5 separate regions of the Homo sapiens genome follow, and all the other regions are linked to region 1. Evidence: chromatin contacts called from ENCODE Hi-C or POLR2A ChIA-PET data. All regions are on one chromosome and are shown on one strand. The core of a region is the stretch at or near the end of the contact, and the rest is flanking DNA. Distances in the headings are between cores, read along the strand shown.

Region 1 (4,009 bases), core at 939-3,438:
TGAGCGATAGAGTGAGACTCTTGTCTCAAAACAAAAACAAAAACAACAGGCTGGCTGGGCGCAGTGGCTCAGGCCTGTAATCCCAGCACTTTGGGAGGCTGAGGCAGGTGGATCACCTGAGGTTAGGAGCTCGAGACCAGCCTGGCCAACATGGTGAAACCTCGTCTCTACTAAAAATACAAAAATTAGCCAGACGTGGTGGCAGGCACCTGTAATCCCAGCTACTCGGGAGGCTGAGGCAGGAGAATCACTTGAACCCGGGAGGCAGAGGTTGCAGTGCGCCAAGATCATGCCACTGCACTCCAGCCTGGGTGACAGAGTGAGATTCTGTCTCAAAACAAACAAACAAACAATAAAAAATAAAAAATAAAAAATTAGCCATGGGTGGGTGGTACACGCCTGTGGTCTCAGCTACTTGAAAGGCTGAGGTGGGAGGATTGCTTAAGCCTGGGAGGCAGAGGCTGCACTGCAGCCTGAGCCACACAGTGAGACCATCTCCAAAAATAATAATAAGAAAGCACTAAATAAGCTCACACATCTACAAAATGCCTAGGACAGAAACTGGCACACATTAAGAGTGGGATAGCCTTTATTATCTCTATTGTATAGATGGCAAAACGGAGACCTCACCTTTTGCATCTCTGGGAATGGCAGCAGTGGGTAACGCTTCCTGAGTGTTTACTCTGTTCCAGGCACACACAGGGGAAGGCAGGAACTGTACTCAGGTACTTCACACCCGAAAGCTCTGCTCTTAGCTACTACACCGTGCATGGTGTTGCAGAGCTAGGAACCAGCATTACTGGTGGCCCGATGTTACCCAGGGAGTGAGGGGTATGAAGGAGTGAAGACTGTGAACAAGAAACTGGAAGTAAAGACCCTACTGGGTGCCACTCCAAAGGCTGACAGTTCGCCTGGGTGACATGGAGTGTCACCCATAAAGGAAGCCATCAGGGTTGAACTGAGCAGAAACAGCAGAAATGGGCCCAGAGCTGGGCAGAGCATCCGGTTTATGCTGGAGGTCCCAGCCACAGGCCAGGGCTAGAGCAGGGTGGGCGAGAGCGCGGGTTCCAGGTGCAAATGCAGCTGAGCTACTGACTCACTCTAAAACCTTGGCAATGGGCTCTAATCTCCCTGCACCTCAGTTTTCTCATCTGAAAAATGGGGAATAGAGAATAAGGAGATCAAACCTCATGGGGTTAATGAGGAGAGTCCATGTATCCAAACAGTTCACCAGAACCTGGCACTCAACCAAGGAGAATTATTATTGCAAATGCGATTGCTATGGGCTCTAGAGGCAGCAGAGTGACTCGGGACCTGCCCACAGATGCTGGGCCTGCTCCTCAGGAGTTTGCAGTGACACGGGGAGGGGGATTTGTAGGCAAACTGCCTAGGTCCTAATCCAACCCCCGGCCCCTGAAATGAATGATCTTGGACGAGTTCCTTCAGTTTTCTGACCTCAGTTTCCTTGCTGGTAAGGTGGAAGTAATAACTACCTGGCTCCCAGAGTTGCGGCAATTCAGAGAGAACTTAAAGCGCTTGACACAGAGAAAAACATGCCCTGTTACTGGCAATATTATCATTGTGGCTAACCCTTAAATCGGGCCTAAGCACAGGGGCCATCGTCTGGCAGAATGTCACGGGCGATGTCGCAGACTCAGCATTAGGTGTACACAGTAGGGGTGTTAGCAGGGGTAGGTTGTGGACCCGAGGCCGGGCAACACCCTACGCCCTTTGCAGGGTACTGGGGTGTCTCCCTCCCAGGGGTGCCCCCGGGCCCAGCAAGGTGCAGAGACGTCCCCCGGGGTGTCAGGTGCATTAGGCCGAGAGGTATCAGCCGGGCCGGCAGGGCCAGGGCCATCGCCCCGGACTCCCCGGACCCTCACCCGCCCAGCCCCCTGCCTCAGCTTCCTCAGGCTTCCCGGCGGCTCCTGAGGCTCGCAGTCCCCACAACAGGGCGGGCCGGGGCCGTTACCCCGGGGACGACGCGGAAGAGCCAGGACCCCATGGGAGGGAGGCAGCGCTGCCGCCGCGCCCAAGGGGCGAGCTCGAGCCCTGCTTACGCGGGCCCGCGCAGTCCCGCCCCAGCCCCGACCCCCGCGGCACCTGAGCTGCGGCTCATGCGCTTCTCCCAGCCGGGCGGCAGCTTCTCCTCGTCCGCCATCTTCCCTCCTGCCGCAGCGCCTGCTCCGCCTCAGCTGCGCCGCCTGTCGCCCGCGCCCGCCCGCCGCCGCTGCCTATTGGCTAGACGCGCTCTGCAACGGGGCCTGGCGGCGACGCCCATTGGGCTCCCTAACGGTCCGGATTGGCTTTCTGGCCTTCTATTGGGTAGAAGAAAGGCTGGGCGGACCCTCCCACGTTATCCCTGCGCCCCGCCCCCGGCCAGCCTCAGCCTGGCCCCGCCCACTCGCTCTCCTCGGCTCCTGAGTGGTCCGAAGCGACGCGGGCCCGCCCTTCTCAACGCCCTTTAGCGAGCGCCAAAAAACTCCCGACCCCTTCTTGGCGCGCGTCGCCGCAGAGCCCACCCAGGCGGGATAGAGCTTATGGATTGGCTAATGCCGCAGCAACTCCCGCCTGCCTGAGCTGTTCCCGGAGGTCCGCAAGCCCCCAGCCCTCCCATGCGGAAGAGTCTGGCTGGTGCAGAGGTAACGGCGGTCCAGGAGGTACTTGGGCGGGGCGGTGCTGCCTCTGCTGTTGCCATAGCAATGCAGTTGCCTTGGAGATGAGCACCTAAGTACCCGATGCTTAAATTTGGCTCCTCCATCCTCCCTCTTCCCACCTGTTTCCCACAGATGTCCAAAGCTAACCCAGCCTCTTTTATTTTTTGCAGGGCTCAACTTTTCCCTAGGCTCTGGACCCAAAGGCCTTCCACGTCCTTTGGAACCTGCTTACTTCCTTTATTCCCTCGCAGTCTGGCTCCTTCCTCCATCCTGGGTGACCAGTGGGTGCCGACATTGACATTCATATAAGAACACGGAGGAGGTGCAGGTGGGAGGAGATGGGCTCAGTTTTAGCCAACTTAAAATAGAGTCTGCAGAGCCCGTGGGACACAGGGGAGGTATTTGGGGACCCAGAGTTGGGGAACTGTGGGTAGATATGGGAGTTGAAGACACTGACAGCAAAGGGTGCAACTACAGTTCACCTAGCATAGAACCCTATGTGACCGTTAAAAAGAATGAGGCTCAGTGAAGTGAACTCATAGGGAAACCTGCCCACAACAAATTAGACGCAGGATGCAGTAGAAGGCTAAGAGAAGTCTGGAGCCAGACTTGGGTTTAAAGCCTGGGACTGACACTTGCTATGCGACCTTGAACTGATTACTTAACGTTACTCTGTACTTCGGTTTCCCAATCTGCAAAGCGGGGATAAGCAATTACATCCTTCTGTTTGATGTGAACATTAAATAAATTAATCCACATAAAGCACTCAAGCCAGGCTCGGTGGCTCACACCTGTAATCCCAGCACTTTGGAAGGCCGAGGTGGGTGGATAACCTGAAGTCAGGAGTTCGAGACCAGCCTGGCCAACATGGTGAAACCCTGTCTTTACTAAAAATACAAAAATTAGCCAGGCGTGATAGTGGGCACCTTTAATTCCAGCTACTCGGGTGGTTGAGACAGGAGAATTACTTGAACCTGGAAGGCGGAGGTTGCAGTGAGCCGAGATCGCACCACTGCACTCCAGCGTAGGTGACAGAGCGAGACTCCATCTCAAAAAACAAAAAAAGTTTAAGTTTTAATAGAACATTTTTTACAAGTATTAGCATAATATTAAAAAGATACTTTTTATAAAGATAATTTTAGACATGGGCAGTTACAAAAACAGTAGGGTTTTCATGTACCCTTCACCCAAACTTCCCTAATATTAGCGTCTTAAATAAACAATAGAACAGAATTCTCAACCAGTAGCGATTTTGTTTCCCAAGGGACATTTGGCAACATCTTGATACATTTTTGGTTGTTACAACACCTTCAGACATTTTGGAACAGGAGATACTACTGGCTACTGGCATT
Region 2 (4,058 bases), core at 991-3,490, 1.6 Mb before region 1:
TGTGAGGAAGAAGGGAGGGAAGGTTTTCGGAGTCAGCTCAGGGACAGACATGTCCCATCCATCCACAGATAAGAGCCCCTGACCCACACTGCACACAGCACAAGAAAGGAAAGGAAACCAAAGGAAGGAAAGAGTTGTACACTGCACAGCCAGGGCTCGAAATAAAGCTCTCCAGTGCCGCCTCCTGCCTCTTCTCACTGAGGCCCTTCAAAACAGGGTCTCCACCTGGCACGGGGGCTCACACCTGTAATCCCAGCACTTTGGGAGGCCGAGGCGGGTGGGTCACCTGAGGTGATGAGTTTGAGACCAGCCTGGCCAACACGATGAAACTCCATCTCTACTAAAAATACGAAAAATTAGCCGGATGTGGTGGCATGTGCCTGTAATCCCAGCTACTCAGGAGGCTGAGGCAGGAGAATCGCTTGAACCCGGGAGGTGGAGACTGCAGTGAGCCAAGATCATGCCACTGCACTCCAGCCTGGGCGATAAGAGTGAAACTCCATCTCAAAAAAAAAAATTAAAAACAAAACAAAACAAGGCCAGGTACGGTGGCTCACGCCTGTAATCCCAACACTTTGGGAGGCCGAGGCGGGTGGATCACAAGGTGACGAGATCGAGACCATCCTGGCTAACACAGTGAAACCCTGTATCTACTAAAAATACAAAAAAAAACTAGCTGGGCGTGGTGGTGGGTGCCTGTAGTCCCAGCTACTCAGGAGGCTGAGGCAGGAGAACGGTGTGAACCCGGGAGGCGGAGCTTGCAGTGAGCCGAGATGGCGCCACTGCACTCCAGCCTGGGAAACAGAGCAAGACTCCGTCTCAAAACAAAAACAAAACCAAAGACACGGTCTCATCCAGGCACGGTGGCTCACACCTGTAACCCCAGCACTTTGGGAGGCCAAGGCAGGAGGATGACTTGAGCCCAAGAGTTCCAGGCTGCAGTGAGCTACGATCATGCCACTGTACTCCAGCCTCAGCAACAAAGCAAGACCCTGTCTCTTCAAAACACACAAAAACAAAAAGCCAGGGTCTCCCTTCACCTCTGTCTCCTGCTGGATTGCTCTTGGCCCCACCCTGTCTCCCACTTCTAGGGGTTTGCCCGTGTTGACCCCTCCATCTGCAGCACCTTCGGGATTCAACTGAAACCTCACCTCCTTGGAGGAGCCTTCTCTGACCCCGAGGCTTGGGAGGAGGACGACTCTGGGCTCCTCCAGCTGCCCGGGGCCATAACACTGACCACTGACTTCTGAGCTTGTTTCTGCCCACTCAAAGGGGAGCCAGCAGAGGTAGTATCTTGGTCACACAGACAGGGCCTGGCACTGAGCAGTGTTCAATAAACATCTGATGGATGAACAGAGAAAAGGCTCACCTGGCTCGTCAGAGCCATCTTTGCAGTCGCAATAGTCATCGTTGACCTGATCAAATGGGATGGTGGCCGAACCGTCCAGGCAGGTGAAAGGCTTGGACTCATCGTAGAAGTGATGATCTGCGGGGTACAGGAAGCTCAGCCCAGGGCAGGTAAGCGCCTTCTCCACCAAATACCACCTCTGTCCTCCCATCCCCACCAGCGGAGCACTACCGGGAAACTGAGTCAAAAGGCTGTAAATGCCTATCCCTAAGGCCCAATGTTGGCCCCTCCCACCTCCAGCCTGGCGGGAGGGTGAACAGGAGGACTCACTGGTGAGGGAGACGCCCCGGGGCCTCTTGACCTCCACGGCCCAGCACATGGGTAGCAGCAGCAGCAGCGGCAACAGCATCTCACCAGACGCTCTGAGGCCCGAAACGGGTTCTGTGGGAGGAAGCCTACAGCGGGGAGATGCGCTGTGTCTTCACGCTGCAGGAAGAAAGCGGATCCCGGTCAGTGGGAGAGGGCTACTTCCAGCCAATTGGATTCCTCCATCGCTTCCAGGCAATGAGGCCTCACTTTGTTTCCGATATGGGGGCGAGGGGCAGCGATCTCCCCAATCCTGGCCAGTCTCACTTTGCTCAAATCAATGGCGAGGATCTCAAGATCTCAAAACCTCCGCTCCCTGTGCCCAATTGTGACCCAATTCCCGCCAACAGACCAAAGGGATTAACAGCCTCCGCCGTCCACACCCACACATGCACCCTCCGGTTGCCCCCTGTAAGAAACTGAGGTGCCCTCCCACCCGCTCGTTCACACCTACACGAGGCCGGAGCAAAGGTCAGTATCCACCGCACCCCTCTTGTCCAGCAGCCGCGGTTCCTGCTGCAGAAAGAAAGCGGAAATTTCTGGACCCCGTCACTTCCGGTCGTACGTTCCGCACCGGGAACGGAGACTCAGGGTCGCCATGTTGGGAGAGGCAGGAGTGGGGGCGGTGCCAGAGCCGAGACGGCCATCTTGGGCAGGACTGTGAAACCTTAGAGAGGATAGTTCTGAGGGCTAGCTCTTAATGGCGGCGCAGCGTACCTCCATCTTGGGAGTGGCGGCTTCTCAAGCCGGAAAGAAAGTTCCTGAAAAATGCCCGCGAACCCCCAGGGGCGGGATAAGGTTGGGGGAGGTAGGGAAACGGAATGAGCACGTGACCCCAAAGTGTCCAGACCCTCCGTCCTGCGGCGCGGCTCTACCCCGCCCACTGTTGGGACCGCCCCTCTATGCAGCCTCAGCCAATGAGAACGCAGTGTCAGCCACGGAACGCGGGTGATCTCCATGGAAACAGTGGAGAGAGACGGGGAGGCGGTTACCTGGCAACCGAGAGATGCGGAGCGCAACCACCTAGCGGTCGGAAAGTGCATTTTTCAGAGCCCTAGGAATCCGAGCTGACGGATCCCTGACAGGGGCGACTGACTCCTAGTTATCCCCCTAACCCCTAGGGGCCTTCAGCCCCAACCCCATCATGACATCTCCTCTGTGCAGGGCGGCCTCCGCCAACGCCCTGCCTCCTCAGGACCAGGCTTCGACGCCCTCTTCCAGGGTCAAGGGCAGGGAGGCTTCGGGCAAACCCAGCCACCTCCGAGGCAAGGGCACAGCCCAGGCGTGGACCCCAGGCCGTTCCAAGGGAGGATCCTTCCACAGAGGTGCAGGGAAGCCCTCTGTGCACTCTCAGGTGGCTGAGTTACATAAAAAGATACAACTGTTAGGTAAGATGGCTCCAGAGGGTACAGAGGGTCAGGGGTCAACAGTGCCCATCCAATCTTCATGGTGTGACAAAGGTATTTCTCCAGCATGAGTCTAGGTAAACCGTTTCTGGGCAAAAACTCATACTTAGTTCATGTTTTTCCTTCTCTGTCTCTTAAAACTTCTCATGGGTTCAGAACCGACTGAACTGTACTTCATACTTTCTTGTAATTTATTTTCTCTATTTTTTTTTTTTTTTTTGGCAGAATCTCACTCTGTTGCCAGGTGGGAGTGCAGTGGAACGATTTCGGCTCACTGCAACCTCCGCCTCCCGGGTTCAAGCGATTCTCCTGCCTCAGCCTCTTGAGTAGCTGGGACTACAGGCACACGCCACCACGCCTAACTAATTTTTGTATTTTTAGTACAGAGGGATTTCACCATATTGGCCAGGGTGGTCTCAATCTCTTGACCTCCCAAACTGCTGGGATTACAGGCGTGAGCCCGCCTCGGCCTCCCAAACTGCTGGGATTACAGGCGTGAGCCACTGCACCCGCGTTTTTTTTTGTTTTGTTTTTTGTTTTTTGAGACAGGGTCTTGCTCTGTCGCCTAGGCTGGAGAGCAGTGGCATGATCTCGGCTCACTGCAACCTCTGCCTCCAAGGTTCAAGCGATTCTCGAGCCTCAGCCTCCTGACTAGCTGGGACTATAGGTGCGTGCCACCACACCTAATTTTTATATTTTTAGTAGAGACTGGGTTTCACCATGTTGGCCAGGCTGGTCTCGAACTCCTGATCTCAAGTGATCCACGGCCTTGGCTCCCAAAGTGCTGGGATTACATGTGTGAGCCACCGCGCCCAGCCTTCTTTCTTTCTGACAGGGTCTTGCTCTGCTGTTGAGGCTGGAGTGTAGTGGTTGGATAACAGTTCACTGCAGACTTGACCTCCTAGGCTCAAGCGATCCTTCCACCTCAGCCTCCTGAG
Region 3 (4,170 bases), core at 373-2,872, 1.0 Mb after region 1:
TTTTGTTTTTTGAGATGGAGTCTTGCTCGTCACCCGGGCTGGAGTGCACCGGCTGCAATCTCGGCTCACTTCAACCTCCACCTCCCGAGTTCAAGCTATTCTCCTGCCTCAGCCTCCCAAGTACCTGGGATTACAAGGCATCCGCCACCACGCCCGGCTAATTTTGTATTTTTAGTAGAGACGGGGTTTCACCATGTTGGCAGGCTGGTCTCGAACTCCTGACCTCAGGTGATCTGCCTGCCTCGGCCTCCCAAAGTGTTGGGATTACAAGCGTAAGCCACCAGGTCCAACCAGCACTTAGTGGTATCTAACGCACCAACCCACCATGTATTCTATTTATCACATTCACTGTCCATTTCTCCTGCCCAACTCACAACTAAAATGCACGTTCTCTGAGGGCAAGGACGTTTACCTATTTTGTTCAGTCTATATCCATGGTGTATAAAACAGAGACTTGTTGGGGGGGAGGTAATAGCATTTATTCCATGAATATGACTACGGCATACACACATACACACACATACATGTCCACACTATATCTGGAAAGATAGAGGAGAAAATTATTTTTGCCTCTGAGCAAAAGAACTGAAAGACCGTGGTGGGAGAATATTTGACTGACTTTGTACCATTCTTAAGTTTTCCTATATGTGTATCTATGACCCAGTCCTCTCCTGCTCCCCTAAACTCTTAGTGTTAAATCACTATGTTCTGCCTTGGGAAAGCAAGTTATAGACAAATGTGCATACATAATCTGATCCTATTGGGTTGTATGAACATGGGGCAGTAACTGTATCAACAATCTAGGGATCCAAGGAAGGCCCTACCCCTGAATCTGATCTCCCACAATCCTGGCTCCTGGGCCTATCCCAACCCACCCACATCATACACCCTTTTATTCATACCCAGATCCCTGCCCCTGGAACTGGTCTCCACCCACTGCCCCCTCCCCAGGCCTGGTGCAGCCCACAGTCCCGCCCCCAGAACTGGTCTCCGCCCACAGTCAGCCCCGCCCCCAGGCTTGCTGCCACCCCATAGCTCCGCCCCTAGAACTGCTCTCTGCCAATCACCACTGCCCTCCAAGACCGGTACACCCACAGCCTAGTCCCCGCCCTCCGCCCGGCCCGGAGCTTATCTCCGCCCACAGCCAGCCCCAACCTCCAGGGCTGTCACAACCACAGCCTGGTTCCCGCTCAGCCCCGCCCCGGAAATGGAGGTCTCCACCCCTGTAACTGGTCTCTGCTCAGTCATCCCCGCTCTAGAAGCCTTATACCATCCGCCCCGAGAACTGGGCCCCACCCACAGCCCCGACCCTGGAACTGGTCTCTGCCCAATCAGCCTCGCCCTCCAGGCCTGGTACGGCCTCAGCCGGTTCCCCGCCTTCAGCCCCGCCCCGGAACTGATCTCCGCCCACAACCAGCCCCGCCCCCAGGCCTCGTGCGGCTCACAGCCTGGCCCCGCCCCCAGGGCCAACCTTACCCCCGCTACTGCCCCAGGCCAGGGCCCAACTTTGTGCCCACTAAGCAAACTAGAACACCTCTGCCCAAGGCTGGGGTTCGCGGCCGCCGCTCCCGCCCGCCGCGCCTGTCGCCTAAGCGCCGAACCCCCAACACGCTCGACTCTGCGAGGCTGCCCGCGCGAGCCGGAAGGGGACGTGCAGCGCACCTCTCCCCAGACCGGAAGCGGAAGCGCGGGGCGGTACCGTGGGAGGGGCCGCGCGTGGGGCAGCGGGGAGCGAGTCCCTCCGTCCCCGCGAGTCGGCGCTTTTGGCCCCGCGGGAGGGGCCGGGCTCGGTGAGCGACTGGCGGGGGCTCGGGTCCGAGTCCAGGGGGCGACGTGGGCCGCGGACACCGCCAGCCACGGGCCCTGCGTCCCTCCAGGGAGCCGTGTTTCGGTTCATGAGGCCTCGGGCTGTGAGCTTAGGTCAGCACGAAGCTGCTGCTTGCTCCTGGGTCGGGGCCCCGCGCCGCTGTTGCCTCCTCAGGGAACCCCAGTCGCCCTCACCCGGGGCGATTCCGCACCCCAGGGGACTTTTGGCTGTAGCTGGAGACGACTGTGGTTTTCACAAATTGTGGGGAGGGGAGGCTGCTACTGTCACCTAGAGGGTGGAGGCCGGGGAAGAGGGACGCTGCTTGCTCTTAAAGATCCTACGTTGTACAGGACAGTCCCCCACAACAAAGAATTATCAGTAGTGCCAGGTTGGGAAACCCTGCTCTAGGGCCTTAAAAAAAAAATCTCTGCAGTTCTGAATAAACTACATAAATTGTTAAAAATTCAGTTTAGTCACTTAATAGGGCCTCTAAGTGACAAGATATTTTTAAAGCCTGTGGAGTCACCATAGAATCTCTCTCCAGCGTAGTAAGTTGAGCAAGTCAAATGCACACAGCGTTAAGCTGCTTTCTCCCCTCTTACGGAGCAGATGGCCAGATGGGAATCAGGTAAAGCCAGTCATGGCCCACAGGCTGGGCCCTTATTACACATTTAATCATTGAGTACCCAAAAAAAGTGAATGGGATGGTGTTTCCGGCAGCCGTATCCAACAACTGTACAACCTATACAAAGCCTCGAAAGAAATCTTTGTGTCTTTTTTTTTTTTTCAGATGAGAAAAGCATCATTCAAGCTCAGATTCGTGTTGAAGCCTGCCACAAGGTCCACCTGTTGTTGTGGGTTTTTGGGTGACCAGGTGAGTACAGTGTGGAACCTACAACAAGGTTTCAGCAGGCTCTGCTGTGTAGAAGAACTCCTCGTGGGCTTTTCCTGTGCTGGGGTTGTAACCACATTGAAGTCACTAAGAGTGAAGGTATCTTAAGGAAAGTTCAAGGTAAAAAGACAGAGGTGTTTATGGTTACATGTGTGTAAATAAGTAAATACAGTTACATGCAAATAAGTATCCACAAAACAAACATACAAATAACGTAAAGATGTGTAACTGTAGCTAAAGACAGATTTTCTGGTATGCCGTAATGCTAAAAGTTTCTGAATTTTATATAAGTATAGAAAATATTTACATGTATATGTAGTGTTACAAGTCTTCCCACTAACAACTAGCAGGACTACTTAGCAACATTTTTCAGGCCTGTTTGATTTGACTTTTTTTTTTTTTCTTGAGACCAAGTCTCACTCTGTTGGCCAGGTTGGAGTGCAGTGGCGCGATCTTGGCTCATGTCAACCTCCACCTCCCAGACTCAAGCAAATCTCCTGCCTCAGTTTCCTGAGTAGCTGGGACTACAGGCAAGTGCCACCACGCCCAGCTAATTTTGTTTGTATTTTTAGTAGAGACAGGTTTTTGCCATGTTGGCCAGGCTGGTCTTTAACTCCTGACCTCAAGTGGTCCGCCCACCTCAGCCTCCCAAAGTGCTGGGATTACAGGCAAGAGCCACCGCACCCAGCTGTTGATTTGATTTCTAAAGGCATATTGGCCCTCCACCAAACTTCAAAATATAAGGGCATTTGTAAAAAGGATGATTTATTAGTAACAAATTTAAAATTAAATTGACCGGCGACCAGATGTGTTTTGAGTAATGGGATTTTTTTTTTCCTAATGAGATTTGAAAACATTTGGAAGAATATTAAGCAACAACTTATAGATTGAAGGGTAGGGAACTGGTTTCCAAAAAGATTGTCCTCTGCACCTTGCCTCCTGTATTAGTCCTTTTTCACACTGCTATAAAGAACTACCTGAGAGTTTTCACACTGCTATAAATAACTCCCTGAGACTGAGTGACTTACAAAGGAAAGAAGTTTAATTGACTCAGTTCTGCATGGCGGGGGAGGCCTCAGGAAACTTACGATCATGGCAGAAAGCAAAGGGAAAGCAAGGCACGTCTTACATGGCAGCAGGAGAGAGAGAGAAGACATAAACGCCAAACTTCTAAACCATCAGATCTTGTGGGAACTTACTATCAGGAGAACAGCAAGGGGGAAGTCCGCCCCCATGATTCAGTCACCTCCTACCAGGACCCTCCTCTGACACATAGGGATTATTACAACTCGAGATGAGATTTGGGTGGGGGGACACAGAGCCAACGATATCACCTCCTAATAGGAATTAACTTTGTTTCTTAAAACTTCTCTGAAATAACAGTATGGTGATTCATATTGCAGAGAATCATGTTAAGTAATCTAGTATTAAATTGTGGGGTTTCTACTAATTGTGTGTGTGTTCACCTTTT
Region 4 (3,636 bases), core at 390-2,889, 1.0 Mb before region 1:
CCCAGCCTGGGCAACAGAGCAAGACCCTGTCCTAAAAAAAATCCGGCCGGGTGCAGTGGCTCACGCCTACAATCCCAGCACTTTGGGAGGCCGAGGTGGATGGAACAGAAGGTCAGGATATCGAGACCATCCTGGCTAACATGGTGAAACCCCCTCTCTACTAAAAATACAAAAAATTAGCCAGGTGTGGTGGCACGTGCCTGTAGTCTCAGCTACTCGGAAGGCTGAGGCAGGAGGATCGCTGGAACCCCAGGAGACGGAGGTTGCAGTGAGTCGAGATCGCGCCACTGCACTCTAGCCTGGGCAACAGAGGGAGACTCTGTCTCAAAAAAAAAAAAAAAAAAAAAGGAAAAAAAAATTAAAAAAAAAAAGAAAAAAAAGAAAAGGAGTCACCCGTTCTCCACTGTTACTTCAAATTGTCCAAGCAGTGAGTGTAAATGATAGAAAAAGTTGGAGTGAAAAGGAATACCAAACTGATATTACAAAGAGCTACTTCCCCAAATTCTCCAAATGCAGGAAAGTGCTGACAACAGCCAGCTGTATTTGAGGGATCTTTGTCATCACCTGCCAACCTTTTCCGGGTTTATCTTTGAAGACTAAACATCTCCCTGTACACAGTTTATGTTTAGACGGGAACCAAATAACAGATTATTATTTACTGAGGGCCTGTGATGTCCCACGCACTGCGGAAGCAAGCACTCAACAAGCATTTCACGTATCCTAAAGACAGCCCAGTAGCGTAGGCCTATTATCCCCATTTTGCAGAAGAGGAAACTGAGGCTCAACAGAGGGAATGCCTCAAGTAATGGGTGGGGCAGGAGCTGAACCAGGCAACGTGGCTCCCAGTCCCACACTGTCCTTATCTCTTCCTACCTGGGCTGTCGTTTTTCTGACCCGAGGCTACTGTAATGGCTCTATTTACCTGCTGGCCCTTGAGTCTGAGACCCTTGGGGTGCATGGTGGGGCCACGCCCCTCCACTGTCTATAAGCCAGGAAAGCTGAGCACTCAATATGAACCAAGCCTCATCTCAATTCTCACAGCCGCACTACAGGGTGGTCGTTCCATCACTCCCGACTTACGAGGAAACTGATACGCTGATGCCTCTAAGGCGCAAAAGGCGTCGAACCTGGACCACGCTCACAGAGCAAGCAAAACACGACGCCACAGGTATCTCCGCCCCGCCCCAGCCCTTTTATAGGCGAGCCCTACGGGTCGCGTACAGGGCCACGCCTAGACGCTATTTTTGGGTCCACTCCACCACGTCGGTCCCGCCAAAGGTTGTCACGCGCGGCGCACTCTGGGAAAACCACGTGGAGGTGACTAAAAAGGACCCTGCCGCCTGTAACTTTAGTTGTCTTAGCTACTGCCTACAAAAGATGCGCCATCATGGCACTTATTTTTGTAATTTTCCTCCACCAGCGGCCGAGAAGAGAGCCGAAGCCTTTGAGAAAAATATTCCCAGACGGTTGAGTGTTTCTGGGCACATCAGGCATTCATTCGGGCCGCCTGCCCTCTAGTGGGGGGGTCCTTCACTCCTGGCACCTCTGGTTACGGACAACATACAGAAGCCACTGCCAATGAGCTCCGCCGAGTAGCACCGGGGCAGGGCTAGCGCTTAAAGGAGCCGCGACCCCTTTGCAGACCAGAGGGTGACCCGGATGATGGCGGCCGGCGCGGCCCTAGCCCTGGCCTTGTGGCTACTAATGCCACCAGTGGAGGTGGGAGGGGCGGGGCCCCCGCCAATCCAGGACGGTGAGTTCACGTTCCTGTTGCCGGCGGGGAGGAAGCAGTGTTTCTACCAGTCCGCGCCGGCCAACGCAAGCCTCGAGACCGAATACCAGGTAGAGGGTCGCGGGCTGGGCGGCCAGCAGAGTCAGGGAGAGGGGGCGTGGCCAAGCGGTCGAGGCGAGGCGCGCTTTAGGAGGAAGGGGGAGGAATCCGTGCTTGGGAGCGCGGGGGCGGAGCTAGAAAGAGATGGACAGATGGGGCGGGGACGGTGTGTGGGAGCGGAAGGGGAGGGAGTAATGAAGCAGGCGGGGCTAGAGTAAGAGATCCAGAGGGGGCGGGGCCATCGATAAGTATAGGGAGCCTCTGAGAGGACAGGACTCTGGCTGGTGGGCGTGGCGATAGTGCTGATAGGTCAACTGCGGGGGCGTTGCCCACACAGGCCTTTCTCGGGGGTTAGACTAAGGAAAAAGGCTGGGCCTATCCTCTTTCGGAGGCGGAGCCAACCAGGGGCGTGGTCAGGTAAACGTCCATTAAGTACTTTTGGTAGGTGCGTGGTCAGCTGAAAGTATGGACCCCAAGCTGTCATATCAATGAGGGTGGAGGCAAGGGGCGCAGCCACTGGGACAGGTTGGGGCGGGTGTGGGTGTGCCGCCGTTCAGGTAAGCCCTTGGTGGTCTGTATTGATCAGTGTTGGTTCAGCCGTAGCCCTCTTCGGCAGGCGCCCTTGGCCTACCGCTAGCCCTCCACCCGCTCTTACCTGCCCCCCAGGTGATCGGAGGTGCTGGACTGGACGTGGACTTCACGCTGGAGAGCCCTCAGGGCGTGCTGTTGGTCAGCGAGTCCCGCAAGGCTGATGGGGTACACACGTGAGTTCAGTCTTGATGCCTGCCTGGGTTCAGTTACAGCCCTGCCCTTCCCAGGCGGCCTCAGGTTACCGCCCTGACTGCCCCGCTGAGTCGGCTGGCTGGCCACCCTGGGTCATGTCTGTGTGTCTGTCTGCCCAGGGTGGAGCCAACGGAGGCCGGGGACTACAAGCTGTGCTTTGACAACTCCTTCAGCACCATCTCCGAGAAGCTGGTGTTCTTTGAACTGATCTTTGACAGCCTCCAGGATGACGAGGAGGTCGAAGGATGGGCAGAGGCTGTGGAGCCCGAGGAGATGCTGGATGTTAAAATGGAGGACATCAAGGTGTGTCCAGGCTGCGCTGGGGCCACTCCTTCCAGATCTCTAGGATTCACCTGGGGTGCCCCCCTTGGGCTGACCCAGCCTCCCCTCCGTAGTTGTGCCCTCCAACTGAATTATAGTAAGAGTAGCAGCTCTTAAAATAAGTAGTTCATTTCAGGCCGGGCACGGTGGCTCACGCCTGTAATCCCAGCACTTTGGGAGGCTGAGGCGGGTGGATCACCTGAGGTCAGGAGTTTTGAGACCAGCCTGGCCAACATGGTGAAACCCCGTCTCTACTAAAAATACAAAAATTAGCCGGGTGTGGTGGCGGGCGTCTGTAATCCCAGCTACTCAGGAGGCTGAGGCCAGAGAATGACTTGAACCCAGGAGGTGGAAGTTGAACCTGGGAGGCAGAGGTTGCAGTGAGCCGAGATCGCACCATTGCACTCCAGCCTGGGCAATAAGAGCAAAACTCCGTCTCAAAAAAAAAAAAAAAAAAAAAAGTAGTTCATTTCTAGGTATAAACCCTGGTGTAAAGGTTTAAGGAACTCATATCATAAATAACTCATACCGTAAATCTCCAAACCACCTTGTGAAGCAGACCCTGTGCTCAAGTCATCCCCATTTTACAGGTGGAGAAAGTGAGATACAAGATGGCTGAGCAACTCACGGCCACACAGACCAACTAGCAGAGTTGGTATTGAACCCATGCTGGTTTCAGCAACTATGCTCTTAACCACAAG
Region 5 (3,699 bases), core at 204-2,703, 1.3 Mb after region 1:
TCAACAGCCCATCCTACTCCAAGTGACTGCCAGGAATCAGATGATGCGCCTCCCCCTGCTAAAAATTCATCAGTGGTTACAACATAAACCACACTCCTCTCTCTGCACCACTCCCATGGCCCTGCGTGACCTGCCGCGCACCATATTCGCTTTCTGACCTCCACACCCCGCCTCCACTCTGCTCCAGTGGTGCCCTGGCCACCTCGCTGCTCTTTGACCAAAATAAGCCCGTCCTGCCCCACTCCAGGACATCACCACCAGCTATCCGGTAGAGCCCCCTGCTCCTCGGGCTTTCCACCAGCTCACTCCTTGATCATCTGGAGACAGCTCCGAAGTCACCTCCTCAGAGTGGCTTCCCTGACCCATCACTTCGACATTTCATTGTTTCCTTCATTGCTCTGAATAGGACAAAAGATTGTTTTTGCACTTGTTGATTTACTATTTCCCCATTTTTATTTAACTTTTAGAGATGGGGGTCTCGCTTTTTCGACCAGGCAGGAGTGCAGTGGTGCCATCACGCTCACTGCAGCCTCGACGTCCCTGGCTCGAGCGATGCTGTTTCCCCATTTTAAAATGTGAGTGCAAGGGGAGGCGAGGTGGCTCACGCCTGCAATCCTAACATTTGGGAGGCCAAGGCGGGAGGATCGCTTGAGCCCAGGAGTTTGAGACCGGCCTGGGCAACACACAGAGAGACCCTGTCTCTAAAAAGAATTTAAAAATTAGCTGGGCATGGTGGCACACGCCAGTAATCCCAGCTACTCGGGAGGCTGAGATGGGAGGATCGCCTGAACCCAGGAGGTCAAGGCTGTAGCGAGCTATGATCGCATCACTGCACTCCAGCCTGGGCGACAGAGCAAGACCCTGTCTCAACACTATAAAAAATAAAGAACTGGCCGGGCGCGGTGGCTCACGCCTGTAATCCCAGTACTTTGGGAGGCCGAGGCGGGTGGATCACCTGAGGTCAGGAGGTGACGACCAGCCTGGACAACATGGTAAAACCCAGTCTCTACTAAAAATACAAAAAATTAGCCAGACGTGGTGGTGGGCGCCCGTAATCCCAGCCACTTGGGAGGCTGAGGCAGAAGAATCGCTTGAACCCAGGAGGCGGAGGTTGCAGTGAGCCGAGATCGCGCCATTAAACTCCAGCCTGAGCAACAAGAGCGAAACTCTGTCTCAAAAAAAAATAAAAAATATAAAGAAAGAACTGCTGTTTATCGCCTGTCCAGGGCTGATCTTGGGACAAGACTAGAGGGATGAAGGTGCCCACTTTGAAGACTAGGACAGCGAGGTCATCCCGGATCTCCGTGCACGGAGTCTGCTGAAGTGCGCGCTGACTGCCCGGGGATAGATAGCAAGATTGCACCAGCGTCCGACCTGAGCTCCAGGGTGACTCTGCCCTCAGGCCCCGCCCCCTCTCCGAGCGCCCTGCGCAGGCCCCGCCCCCAGTCTCGCGAGAGCTGAGAGGTGGAAAATGGCGCTGACGTGAGCGCGAACTCGCACTGCCCAGAGGGTGGCCGCCGCCTAAGCTGCAGCCGCCGGAGCCGCAGAAACAAGAGGCCGAGCCGTGTCGAAGATGGTGAGCGCGGCACCGGGGTCGCGGGCGCGGCGGAGCTGCGGGGACTGGCGGGGAGCGGCCCTGTCGCGCCTACAGCCTCCGGCCGACCCCGCCCCCACATCCGGGCACCCGTCCGCCGCTGGCTGTCACTCGGAGAGCGCCCTACTTCCGGGCCCGGCCCGGAATGGACCACGCCCGTCAGGCTAGGACTCCGCCCCTAAACTTCTTACATCCGGGCCCCCAGCACCTCCAAGATTGTCCACACTGCTCGAGGCCGGCCGGTCTCGGTCCTCAGACAATCCATGTCTAGCTCCTCTAGCATCTTCCCAGTCCATGCCTGCCCATAGCCCCGCCTCCGTAGCCTTGGCCCCGCCCACTCCCTCTAGGCCACGCTTGTGTGCATACTGGGGCTCCCACCTATCCTAGTTGAGGAGAGCAGATGTTTCTCCCGTATGCATAAGGAGCTCAATCCGGGCCAGTGCAGTGGCTGACGACTCTAATCCCAGCACTTTGGGAGGCTGAGGCAGGAGGATCACTTGAGACCAGGGGTTCAAGACCAGTGAGGGCAACATGGCGAGACCCCATCTTTATAAAAAGAAAAAAAGAGCTTAGTCCACCCTTACGTATTCCCCTATCCTCTCCTGCTGGTGATTCCTTAGGATGGGGGCCGACTGGGTTGACCCAGAGCCCAGAAGGGTTCTCTCCGCCTCTTCCTTCCACCAGGAGGAGAAACCCTCAGGGCCCATCCCAGACATGCTGGCCACTGCAGAGCCCAGCTCCAGTGAGACCGACAAGGAGGTGTTGTCCCCGGCTGTGCCAGCTGCAGCCCCTTCCTCCTCCATGTCGGAGGAGCCAGGCCCTGAGCAGGCAGCCACACCGCCAGTGTGGGAACGTGGAGGGGCTGGAGGGATGCAGCAGGGCTCCTCCCCAGCCCCAGACAGCTGCCAGCCTGGCCCCGGACCCAGCCCTGGCCTGACCAGCATAGTCTCCGGGACCAGCGAGGACCTGCGGCCTCCCAGACGACGCCCACCTCCAGGTGATCTGTGATGGGGTCTTCTGGGGAATCACAGTCCCTGAAACAATAGAAGCGAGACGTAGAGAATCTCTAACCTCAGGGCCTTTCTAGAGGGATGCCACTCATCATTTTACGGAGCAGCCGGTGGATGCCAGGCTGTGGCTCCAATGGTGAGCCTGGCCAGTCCAGCCCCTGCACTGTGGCAGACCAGTCTGTTGTGGTAGGCAGAGAGTAAAGGCCCCAGCACATCATATTTGCTTCTCTGGGGCAGAACCCTGGGGTCAGGGACAGCACTAGTGAGGAAGGGACCAGTGACCACTGTTCTGTGCGTCCTGCAGGGAAGCAAATCCCTTGCTCCAGCCCTGGCTGCTGCCTCAGTTTTCCCAGCGTCCGTGACCTGGCACAGCATCTGCGAACCCACTGCCCGCCCACACAGTCCCTGGAAGGTAGGGCCAGGACTGGTAATGGGGAGGCAGGTTAGGGTGGGAAACAGGCGGAGCCCCTCGGAGCCAGCCTTGGCCACCTGTCTCCACTTCTCTGTCCTTCATCCCTACCAGGCAAGCTCTTCCGCTGCTCAGCCCTGAGCTGCACCGAGACCTTCCCCAGCATGCAGGAGCTGGTGGCTCACAGCAAACTGCACTACAAACCCAATCGCTACTTCAAGTGAGACCCTGACCTCTTGAGCTCCGCCCTGCCCTAGCCTCACCCTATGTGTGGGCTCCAGGCCTTCCTCCCTTCCTGGTCAGGGTGTTGGAGGGCGGGACTTGATGTGGGTGGGCCTTTGGGGAAGCCCCGCCCTCAACTCCCTGGATGGGGCGGGGCATACGTGGGCGTGGCCCCACCCAGCCAGGCTTTACCTCCCAAGTGGAAAACCGGCCGCCTAACTTAAAATTGAGACTTCTTTCCGGGTTTCCCCAGGTTCCCACCCGAAGTGGTCAGGAAGGGTCGCTGCCACAGTTGTACAGGAGCGGGGAGGTGATTAGTGCCCAGGCTCCGTTCCCACGCTCGAAGGGCGGGTGGCATTGCACAGGACACTCTCCCTGGTGCCCCTGGAGGCCCAGCCCAGCCCAGCCCTCTGCCCACCTCCAGGTGTGAGAACTGCCTCCTGCGCTTCCGCACGCACCGCTCG

What was found. A loop is a pair of places that touch in the nucleus more often than their neighbours do. ChIA-PET counts read pairs that join two places held with the same protein, here RNA polymerase II (POLR2A). Pooled maps may share reads with other maps.
Region 2: a loop to region 1 is called in a pooled map, with 9 times the contacts of the local background. The contact joins the promoter of PRKCSH here to the promoter of PIN1 in region 1. A Hi-C loop is called at or near these places in 8 of 50 pooled maps.
Region 3: a loop to region 1 is called in a map of sigmoid colon, with 8 times the contacts of the local background. The contact joins the promoter of MBD3L1 here to the promoter of PIN1 in region 1. A Hi-C loop is called at or near these places in 1 of 168 maps with a recorded cell type or tissue (sigmoid colon), 3 of 37 single-sample maps with no recorded cell type and 15 of 50 pooled maps.
Region 4: a pooled map shows a loop between it and region 1 (8-fold over the local background). The contact joins the promoter of TMED1 here to the promoter of PIN1 in region 1. A Hi-C loop is called at or near these places in 6 of 50 pooled maps. POLR2A ChIA-PET finds 5 or more read pairs at or near these places in 2 of 52 experiments (OCI-LY7 and WTC11).
Region 5: a loop to region 1 is called in a pooled map, with 10 times the contacts of the local background. The contact joins the promoter of ZNF414 here to the promoter of PIN1 in region 1. A Hi-C loop is called at or near these places in 1 of 168 maps with a recorded cell type or tissue (Caco-2) and 7 of 50 pooled maps. POLR2A ChIA-PET finds 5 or more read pairs at or near these places in 3 of 52 experiments (GM10248, GM12878 and HEK293T).

Annotation. Positions count from the first base shown.
Region 1 is chr19:9,833,497-9,837,505 of GRCh38, reverse strand. PIN1 (peptidylprolyl cis/trans isomerase, NIMA-interacting 1) reads right to left here and starts at 2,188. Exons shown (of 4, transcript NM_006221.4): 1 at 2,104-2,188. The coding sequence starts at 2,161. PIN1-DT (PIN1 divergent transcript) reads left to right here and starts at 2,491. Exons shown (of 2, transcript NR_183873.1): 1 at 2,491-2,642; 2 at 2,828-3,427. RefSeq lists silencers at 1,897-2,116, 2,147-2,486.
Region 2 is chr19:11,433,817-11,437,874 of GRCh38, reverse strand. It overlaps PRKCSH (PRKCSH beta subunit of glucosidase II), which reads right to left and starts at 2,240. Exons shown (of 18, transcript NM_001289104.2): 1 at 2,169-2,240; 2 at 1,679-1,834; 3 at 1,370-1,486. The coding sequence starts at 1,757. It overlaps ODAD3 (outer dynein arm docking complex subunit 3), which reads left to right and starts at 2,754. Exons shown (of 13, transcript NM_145045.5): 1 at 2,754-3,102. The coding sequence starts at 2,859. RefSeq lists enhancers at 1,683-1,902, 2,153-2,562, 2,136-2,635.
Region 3 is chr19:8,829,829-8,833,998 of GRCh38, reverse strand. MBD3L1 (methyl-CpG binding domain protein 3 like 1) reads right to left here and starts at 1,622. Exons shown (of 3, transcript NM_001393532.1): 1 at 1,477-1,622. It overlaps ZNF558 (zinc finger protein 558), which reads left to right and starts at 1,695. Exons shown (of 10, transcript NM_144693.3): 1 at 1,695-1,790; 2 at 2,598-2,681. RefSeq lists silencers at 886-1,145, 1,646-1,915.
Region 4 is chr19:10,834,215-10,837,850 of GRCh38, reverse strand. TMED1 (transmembrane p24 trafficking protein 1) reads left to right here and starts at 1,639. Exons shown (of 4, transcript NM_006858.4): 1 at 1,639-1,842; 2 at 2,498-2,595; 3 at 2,734-2,917. The coding sequence starts at 1,660. It also overlaps a transcript of C19orf38 not described here. RefSeq lists enhancers at 1,365-1,464, 1,230-1,866, 2,504-3,141.
Region 5 is chr19:8,511,921-8,515,619 of GRCh38, reverse strand. It overlaps ZNF414 (zinc finger protein 414), which reads left to right and starts at 1,453. Exons shown (of 8, transcript NM_001146175.2): 1 at 1,453-1,576; 2 at 2,279-2,591; 3 at 2,909-3,016; 4 at 3,128-3,233; 5 at 3,660-3,699. The coding sequence starts at 1,574. RefSeq lists a silencer at 1,443-1,752 and an enhancer at 3,331-3,699.